2 separate regions of the Homo sapiens genome follow, and region 1 is linked to region 2. Evidence: chromatin contacts called from ENCODE Hi-C data. All regions are on one chromosome and are shown on one strand. The core of a region is the stretch at or near the end of the contact, and the rest is flanking DNA. Distances in the headings are between cores, read along the strand shown.

Evidence for each region. Hi-C counts contacts between places; a loop is a spot of excess contacts on that map. Pooled maps may share reads with other maps.
Region 1: a map of OCI-LY7 shows a loop between it and region 2 (2.5-fold over the local background). The contact joins the enhancer-like site here to the promoter of ADAMTS17 in region 2. A Hi-C loop is called at or near these places in 12 of 168 maps with a recorded cell type or tissue (Caco-2, OCI-LY7, adrenal gland and 8 more) and 16 of 50 pooled maps.

What each region holds. Positions count from the first base shown.
Region 1 is chr15:100,199,863-100,204,291 of GRCh38, reverse strand. The region is part of intron 7 of ADAMTS17 (ADAM metallopeptidase with thrombospondin type 1 motif 17); the gene reads left to right. Among named protein-coding and RNA genes, the nearest start is that of ADAMTS17, 140 kb to the left of the region's middle. RefSeq lists enhancers at 1,801-2,338, 3,110-3,875, 3,876-4,429. Within about 2 kb of position 2,356, at least 5 of the 41 ENCODE cell types and tissues checked have a DNase peak (open chromatin) inside an H3K27ac peak, as active enhancers do; they include OCI-LY7, adrenal gland and body of pancreas, where a contact is called at or near this core.
Region 2 is chr15:100,339,574-100,344,135 of GRCh38, reverse strand. ADAMTS17 (ADAM metallopeptidase with thrombospondin type 1 motif 17) reads left to right here and starts at 2,161. Exons shown (of 22, transcript NM_139057.4): 1 at 2,161-2,315; 2 at 2,727-3,097. The coding sequence starts at 2,237. RefSeq lists an enhancer at 3,309-3,827.

The DNA of each region.
Region 1 (4,429 bases), core at 1,107-3,606, 140 kb after region 2:
GGTTGGACTAATGGGCAGCAAGGCCACCAGCTGCAGATGGCTTATATGCAACAACTTACTGCATCAACCAGAGTTTATACAGTTGTTTGTTGTTTATTCCTTAAGTCTAGAGAGAGTCGAGTGGTCAGCCCCTAGATAAAGAGTTATGAGCTTCTATCATGTAGTTTTCTACTGAAAAAGAACTAATTAAGTCTCTTCACCCAATTTTGTCTACAAAATTATGCTTCTACTGAGAAAAGGAAAGGAAAGAAGACAAATGAGCACCTGTGTTGTGCTGGCATGGATGGGAAGATGGGTCACAGAGCTAGTGGATGGGAGCCTCTTCTCTCGATAAATTAAATGAGCTTCTCCAGGTGTCAGAAGAATTCATTACACCCCTTCTTTTTTTTTTTTTGAGACAGAGTCTTGGTCTGTCACCCAGGCTGCAGTGCAGTGATGGATCTCAGCTCACTGCAACCTCTACCTCCCGCGTTCAAGTGATTCTCCTGCTTCAGCCTCCAGAGTAGCTGGGACCATAGGGACCTGCCACCATGCCTGGCTAATTTGGGTGTTTTTTTGTTTTGTTTTTGTTTTGTTTTGTTTTGTTTGAGAAAGAGTCTTGCTCTGTCTCTCAGGCTGGAGTGCAGTGGCGCGATCTCGGCTCACTGCAAGCTCCACCTCCCAGGTTCATGCCATTCTCCTGCCTCAGTCTCCCAAGTAGCTGGGACTACAGGCACCTGCCACCACACCCGGCTAATTTTTTGTATTTTTAGTAGAGATGGGGTTTCACCATGTTAGCCAGGATGGTCTCGATCTCCTGACCTCATGATCCGCCTGCTCGGTCTCCCAAAGTGCTGGGATTACAGGCGTGGGCCACCACACCCAACCAATTTTGTATTTTTAGTAGAGACAGGGTTTCACCATGTTGGCCAGGCTGGTCTTGAACTCCTGACCTCAGGCGATCCTCCCAGCTCAGCCTCCCAAAGTGCTGGGATTACAGGCATGAGCCACCGCACCTGGCCCACACCCCTTCATTTTTACCCTCTGTGTTTCAGATTTTTTCAAGAGTGTGTTTGTTGTCAGGGGTATAGTAGAGTTGGAGTGAGCCACCATTTAGGACACAAGCACACGCTTGTTGTCAGGGGTGTAGTGGAGCCTCTGTTTCCCCATCTATAAAATGGGACCAGTCATGCCTGCCAAGCAAGGGAGGGTCGAGTGTTCAGAGCAGTCAAGCCCATTAGAGGCACGACTAATAAATTCCAGTTGCCTTTCTGCCTCCGTTTTGTTACGAGAAACTATGCAAACATGTGGAATTGATGTTTTTAAAAATTTTTAAATAAGTTCTGTGATCTGTGGAGAATTTTAAATCATAGAAGGCTGGATGTGAAAGCACCACTGCAGGGTCTAAAAGCCTCTCCCCAGCATAAGGCAATTCCAGTTAACTCAGAAGGTTCCACAGTGTCAGCACTGAAATTAGCAGAGCTTTGTCACAGACCTCAGTTTTTAATAAATCAATACAGAGAAAACTGGTTTTTCCTCATTTCTTGACAAGCACCAGCATATGGGGATTTGGCGGGTTTTCCCAGCTTGGTGCCTTCTGCAGCCTGAGACGGTGGGGGTATCTCTGAGTCTCCAGGGCTCTGTCTTCCCTAGACTGCAGTTTCTTTTTAGAAACATGGAATAGTGGTGGGCTTTGTTTTCTGCGAAGCTGGATGGCTTAATTACTGTTTACTCCCCCCACAGCTCTTATTTTACAACAACCTGGGATTTTCTCCAGACTTTGTTTTGTGCATTCTAAGCATTTCCACCTCATCTCTCATAAACACACAGGTCTTGTGCTCTGTTATCAGGAGCTGTTTCTTTTATGTGTTTTTCCTTGCTCAGTTTTATGACCAGGCTGGTCACGACTGGAATAAATCATTAAAAGCACTCGACCTTGATCCACCTTTGTGCAAGAGCATTTCTTGTAAATAAACTGATTCTTTGTTTTCTAGTTAAAAAAAAATCATCTGCACCTTGGAAAAATTAAAATGCAATTATTGGAAGGCTCCTTGCTTCACTGTTCCACTAGCATTGCACGTTACCTAATTAGAGTGGAAAGTCAGGGCTGCCTTCTCCGAGTGCTGAGTGTGGCTGAGGCCAGGGGGGATGTGTTTGTGTGGCATTTGAGGTCTGCCGGTTCTGCATCAGAGCCCGTGGTGGGCACACTCAGGACAGGAAGCTCAGCACATCTGGCCTTATTATGTCTCCCTTCCCCCTCACCAGGCAACTTCTCCAGGGCGTGCAGATCTGATTGTTTCTAATTGATTCATTGACCCAGAGGGGCTGCAGCCAGGGCTGGGCGGGCACTGCTGGGTGTGTGTCTGAGCGTGTGCGTGCACCCACGTGGGCCGCGTGCACATACCATCAGGGCTGTGTAGCAGTATTCCATCTACTCACTGGTAGACTTGTAAAAGCAACCCACAAAACATTTTTAAACAAAACCCAGAATAATGACCTTGAAGGCACCGAGAAACCACATCACATCCTTTCTGGTTGTCGTGTTGTTTTTTTTAATAGTCTGCATTGCTGGGTTGTGACATCCACGTGGCCACAAAACCATCTTGAGGCAAAATAACATTTAATTTGTTCTTTATTTATTTTTAACTAAGCACATTGCATGTTTCCAAATAAAAATAGACCCACAATGAGGTACCTGGGCCCAGTGTGTGAAACATGAGCCCTGGAGCCGCACCTCTGCGGAGCCAGGCCATGTGAGCTTCCTCTGCGCCTTTTGGAGCGGATGAGGAAGGAGGATGTATTAGTCTGTTTTCATGCTGCTATAAAGATACTACCTGAGACTGGGTAGTTTATAAAGGAAAGAGGTTTAATTGACTCTCAGTTCTGCATGGCTGGGGAGGCCTCAGGAAACTTATAATCATGGCTGAAGGGGAAAGGGAAGCAGACACCTTCTTCACAGTGCAGCAGGAGAGAGGGGGGAGGGGAAGAACTACCAAACACTCCTAAAACCATCAGCTCTCATGAGAACTAACTCACTGTCCCAAGAACGGCGTGGGGGAAACTGTTCCCATGATCCAATCACTTCCCACCCGGTCCCTCCCTGACACATGGGGATTACAATTTGAGATGAGATTTGGGTGGGGACACAGAGCCACACCACATCAGAGGGACCACCCTGTGTATGGCTGAACTCTGCACCAGTTTGATTTGGACATCAGCAAAGAGGATGTTGGTTTAGCTCTTTGGGGGCAGGAAGGAGGGGTCATTTTTAATGAAATGGTTCCCCTGTCCCATTCTCTCCTGCCCTCTGCCAACTCCTTCCCTCCTGAGACACCTCAGGCAAGTTCATGGAAGGAGCCCTTGGAAAGGAGCAATGTGCAGCTCGACAGAGGGACAGCCATGGGGGAGAGCAGGTGCAGCTCGACAGAGGGACAGCCCATGGAGAGCAGGTGCAGTTCGACAGAGGGACAGCCCATGGGGGAGAGCAGGTGCAGCTCGACAGAGGGACAGCCCATGGGGGAGAGCAAGTGCTCCTTCCTGGTGGCCACAGCCCATCCAGGGCATGGAGTTGACGGGCAGAGTCCAGCTGTATTTAGCCGTCATCCGCCCCATGGCGCTATGCCAGCAGAGCCACTGCCCACCAACCCCCAATGTGACTGCACAGCCAGGGGAGCACTGAGCTCCTATAGCCACCCCATGCCACCATCCGCTTGCGTGTCACACAGGGGCATATCGAGGAACTGCCTTCGGGGTTAAACGCCCACGGGAGGGCGGATGTCAGGTTTCCTAGCGAGCCCTGTTGAGATAAGCCCTGTGGTCCCTGCGGGGCGAGACATGTCTTTCCTGGGTGCGGGGAGTACTGTGGTGGGGAGCCCTGGAGAGTCAGCCCCCAGAAGTGCGGCCGGCATGGGCTCGCCCTCCCCACCCCTGCTGTGGCTGCCCTCCCAGCATTCCCCAGAGGGGCCGGCACCCAAGGGCTCCATGTCATCCTATGCGTCCCTCTGCCAAAGCCACATTCTTCCCCTGGAAAACACCTGCCCCTCCTGCAGTGGCTGGCCTGCCGTCCCACCAACACCACCCATCCTTGGGATGCGGCCTCCACTGCCCTGCATTGCGTTTCTCCTGGTGTGTGTGGTTCAGGTTTCCTGTGTTAGGGTGAGATCCTTAGGTGCGAGCATGTGTGTGTGGAGACACACGTTTGGCTTGTGGGCTGGTGCTCACTGAGGACTTCAAGACCCTGGCTCTCCCAGCGCTGGCTCCGCTTCCTCTGGGTCTTCCTCTCTCAAGGGCTCCTGAAGCATTTTTCAGAACATTCTGTGCAGCCTTCCGGGGCGTGCTGTCCACGAGACCCAGCACAGACCCCGGCTCACGCCCGGGATGCGCATTGTGAGGAGGCGCTCCCTCTCAGGGTGTGCGGGTGCAGGGGCATCGCCTGAGGGGAGTCAGGGCC
Region 2 (4,562 bases), core at 912-3,411:
TAACCAGCGTGGAATTACAGAGTTGTAGAATGTGTGCATTTTTAGTTTTATTAAAACTAAAAAGTAAAACTTTAATTTTACAGTTTGCCCAATTGTTCCTCAGAGTGGCTGTGCCAATTTATACTCTCCACCCCTAGGTAGGAGAGTGTCCTCTCTAATTCTTGATTTTTCTAAGCTCTTTAATTTTGGTTAGTTGGGAGATAAAATAGTATCTTTCTGTTTTAGTTTTCATGTCCCTATGGACTAATTTTAGCATTTGAGCATCTTGGATAGGTTCTTGATAGGTTGGTGATGGCTACTTCAGGCTGACTTGCGCTTGTGAGGTGGTGTGGCCCATACTCCATGGTTTTCAGTGGCAGGCCTTAGAAATGGCTCTTTTTGACAAAAAGATTCACTAAGAAACTTACTGTGATATCTTTAAAAAAATTAATATTTTGTGAGTACGTAGTAGGTGTATATGTTTACAAAATGTATATACATGAAATTTTTTGATATGGCCATACAATGAGTAATAATCCCATCAGGGTAAATGAGGTGTCCATCACCTCAATCACCAAGGTTTCTTGTGCTGCCAGAAAATGCTACTGAGCTGTCAGTCATCTGAGGTTGTTGACCTGGACAGAGGCAAGGGGGAGAAACACAGCCCCAGGCCTGGCCAAGAGCAGGACCTGTGCAGATGCCCCCAGAACTGTAGGTGCCAAGCAGTGAGGGCAGCCCCTTTTGTGGCAAGCCTCTGTGGAGGGTCACTGTTCAGCCTTGGGGTTCATTATATTTCGGGGAAGGTGGCCAGTGTTATAGATTCCTTCAGATGATATGTAATCCTGTGATGAATTTAGATTCCGAGGCTTCAAGCAGCATCCAGCGGGGAACTATAACCTTTCTGCTATGATAAAATGGAAAAGAGCAGGACAGGGAAGGGACGGGAAACCTGAGATTGGTTATGGTTACACTTAATTGTTTTTTTTGTTTTGTTTGGTTTTGTTTTGTTTTTTTGAGATGGAGTCTTGCTCTGTTGCCCAGGCTGGAGTGCAGTGGCACAATCTCGGCTCACTGCAACCTCCACCCCCCGGGTTCAAGCGATTCTTCTGCCTTAGCCTCCCGAGTAGCTGGGACTACAGGTGTGCGCCATCACGCCTGGCTAATTTTTGTATTTTTAGTAGAGACAGGGTTTCACCATATTGGCCAGGCTAGTCTGGAACCCCTGACTTCGTGACCCGCCCGCCTTGGCCTCCCAAAGTGCTGGGATTACAGGCATGAGCCTCTACAAGATGCTATTCAGCAAGCTAATGGAGTCACCTTCCCTGCAGACCTCAGTTATATTGTGGCAGGAAAGGATCAACTCATTCTGTTTCTGGGAGACTCACGTTCAAGGCTAGGCTTTGGGACTTTGTGCCTCCGTTTCCTAACCTGTAACACTGAGTCCTGCTTCCCTCGGGGCGGGGGGATCCTGCTGTTAATAAGAAGCACCAAGCCAGAAATCAGGATCACAAATTCTAGCCTCTGCTCCAACAGGAACTCTCTGGGTAACTTCAGCGTTTTTCCTTAAGCTCTCTCTCTTCCTCAGTTTTTCAGTCTGTAAGAGGGTGTGAGCATGCGTGTTGCACTGGCTCCTGTGGGATTAAAGAAGACAGGAGGTGTGAAGAGTTTGGATAAACGCCGCGGATATAGCCTTCAGGTGCTAACTCAGGTGTGCGGGAAAGTGGACTGGGAGTCTTTGCGGCCACAAACAACTAAAACCTAACTTCAGATGTAAAGATTATATGCAGTTTTGGATGAAACCGCTTGGCCGGGGCGATTTCCGCCCTACCTTCCCGGGAAACTGGGCAGCAGGCTGAGAGAGTTCCAAAATGAGGACAAGCTCTGAAGACCAGCCCCGCATCCTCCAGCTCTTCCAGGGTCCCACGGCTCCGGTCGGCTCCCGCGCGCCACCTGGTGCCGTGTCCCCGCCACTGCCCAGAAACCACGTGTAAGAAAGCGCTGACAACCTAACTACGCACTGTGGTTTCGACCCATCCCAACCAGTAGGGAAGGAGGAGGCGGGGCGGAGGAAAGCGAGGGCCCAATCCCCTCCCGCCTTCCGAGGGGAAGGCGGGGCTTGGGGTTTACCACGTTGGGTTTGTCCGCAGCGCTAATTACTTTTTCCAAAGGCTGGAGGGCTTCACTCCGGCTGGCGCCGCCGCCTAGCGCGCTCCTGCTTCGCCGCCACGGTCCGGGGGGGCTGCCGGTCCCGGGTACCATGTGTGACGGCGCCCTGCTGCCTCCGCTCGTCCTGCCCGTGCTGCTGCTGCTGGTTTGGGGACTGGACCCGGGCACAGGTAGCGCCCCCTCCCACAGCCCTCTTCACCCCGCGTCCTGCGGCTACCTTCCCTCTGCGTTCTCGCGGCGTCCTGGCGGCCCGGGGGCGGCGGCGGGACCGCTGACGGCGCCCGAGCGGAGGAGGCGCGGGCCGCGGCCGGAGTACGGGAATCGGGTGGCTCCGTGGCAGGCGCGCCGCCGCCGGGTCTCCGCTCGCCGATGCGCGGCGCCGTTCCGGGAGGTGCTCGCGCGGCTGCGCCGGAGACCCTCCCCGGGTGGCGCGGGCCAGCGTGGAGGTGCCGGGCGAGGGAAGGGAAGGCAGCGCCGGCTCCGGGTCGCGCTGTCCCCGCGCTGGCGCGGCTGGCGGCCAGCGGGAGGGCGGGCGTCCGGGCGGGCCCCGCCGCGCTGACGCGTCTCCTCTCTCCCCGCAGCTGTCGGCGACGCGGCGGCCGACGTGGAGGTGGTGCTCCCGTGGCGGGTGCGCCCCGACGACGTGCACCTGCCGCCGCTGCCCGCAGCCCCCGGGCCCCGACGGCGGCGACGCCCCCGCACGCCCCCAGCCGCCCCGCGCGCCCGGCCCGGAGAGCGCGCCCTGCTGCTGCACCTGCCGGCCTTCGGGCGCGACCTGTACCTTCAGCTGCGCCGCGACCTGCGCTTCCTGTCCCGAGGCTTCGAGGTGGAGGAGGCGGGCGCGGCCCGGCGCCGCGGCCGCCCCGCCGAGCTGTGCTTCTACTCGGGCCGTGTGCTCGGCCACCCCGGCTCCCTCGTCTCGCTCAGCGCCTGCGGCGCCGCCGGCGGCCTGGTACTGCCCGCGCCACCTCCGGGTCGGCCCGTCCGGTCTGTTGCGACGCAGAGTGGTCGCCGTGGAGGGTGGGGGTGGGGCGCCTCTGCTGGAAGTCCAGCCTCCAGGGGAACCGGAGGGAACCCCCTGCCTTTCCACCTCTCCCCATCCCCCACCCCGGCCTTCGGTACCCTCTATAGGCAAAGGGGGTGGGAGGGGCAGCATCCCAGTCCAGCGCCTCTGCAGCCCGTGGAACCCGCGCGGAGCTGGGGTTGCGTGGGGTATACGCCGCCCGCTCTAGGGAGCGCAGATCTGGCAGGGATGAAACTGTCAGGGCCCTGGACAGAGGCGCCTTGGCCCCAATGTAGAGAACACTGCATCTGCACCGCCGTGTCAAAGTGTATGTCACGGGAGTACCTGTGTACGTGTAGGTGTTATGTTCTTGGACTTGGAGGTGGGGGAGTGGGCATTCACCTCCCTTCCTTTTGAGTCTTCTCTCTGTACCTGGAACAGGAAGTTTGGAGAGGTACCCAGACAGGCCACGGCTCACCCCACTCTTCCTAGCTGAAACGTAAGAAACAGGAGAGAAAGGGTGTTTGTCTTTGCTTCCTTATACTATTAGTAGGCATTTATCTGGTGCCCACCCCCAACCAGGCCTGAGGGGTGTTTACATTGGTGATAAACCCTATTCCTGCCCCCAGGAGCTCCCTTGCTGTGGCAGTAACTTCCCTGCCCCGAAGTTCCTGGCCTGTTGCATTTGAGGCACCCGGAACAGGTGCTCCCAGGGGGAGGGGGGGTTCTTGTGTGCACTTGCCCTGCCTGCGCGCACACTTGATCATGTGGCTACACTGGCGCCCAGACGAGCACTCAGCTTCTCCATCGTGCCCCGAAAGCCGCACACATGGCCGGCAGATGGGCTGCCCCCAGCGAAGCTTGGTATGGACCCAGAGCATGAACCGCAGGGGTTCTCTGTCTTCTGTCATGACTGGCCTCTGGGGAGGCAGTTTCTGATATTAGTTTGTGTCTGTCCTTCCCAGGCACAAGAAACTGCTCCCCACACCTCCACCTTTTCTTGTGCCACCATCTAGAATTCTCCAGCCCTTACTCACAGAGTCTGTGGCGAGTCCTCGAGAATCTACGAAGCTAGAAGGCTGGGGGTGCAAGGTCTTATGTGAGACCTCTCTTTCTTCCCAGTCCTGCGGGTATCTCTGTGTGTAGTTTCCTAGATCAGTCTGGCTCTCCTTTCAGGAATTTTCTGAGTTCTGATTAGGGTATGATAGACTTTTGCTCAGCTGGGAAAAATAGGCAACTTTGGTGAAACAAGGAAAGTGATATAGACCCTTGGAGGGGGCCTGGTAGGAAGGAGCTAATGTGGACCTGGGGCGGGGAATGTGGACCTGGGGCGGGGAATGTGGACCTGGGGCGGGGAATGTGGACCTGGGGCGGGGAATGTGGACCTGGGGCGGGGAATGTGGACCTGGGGCGG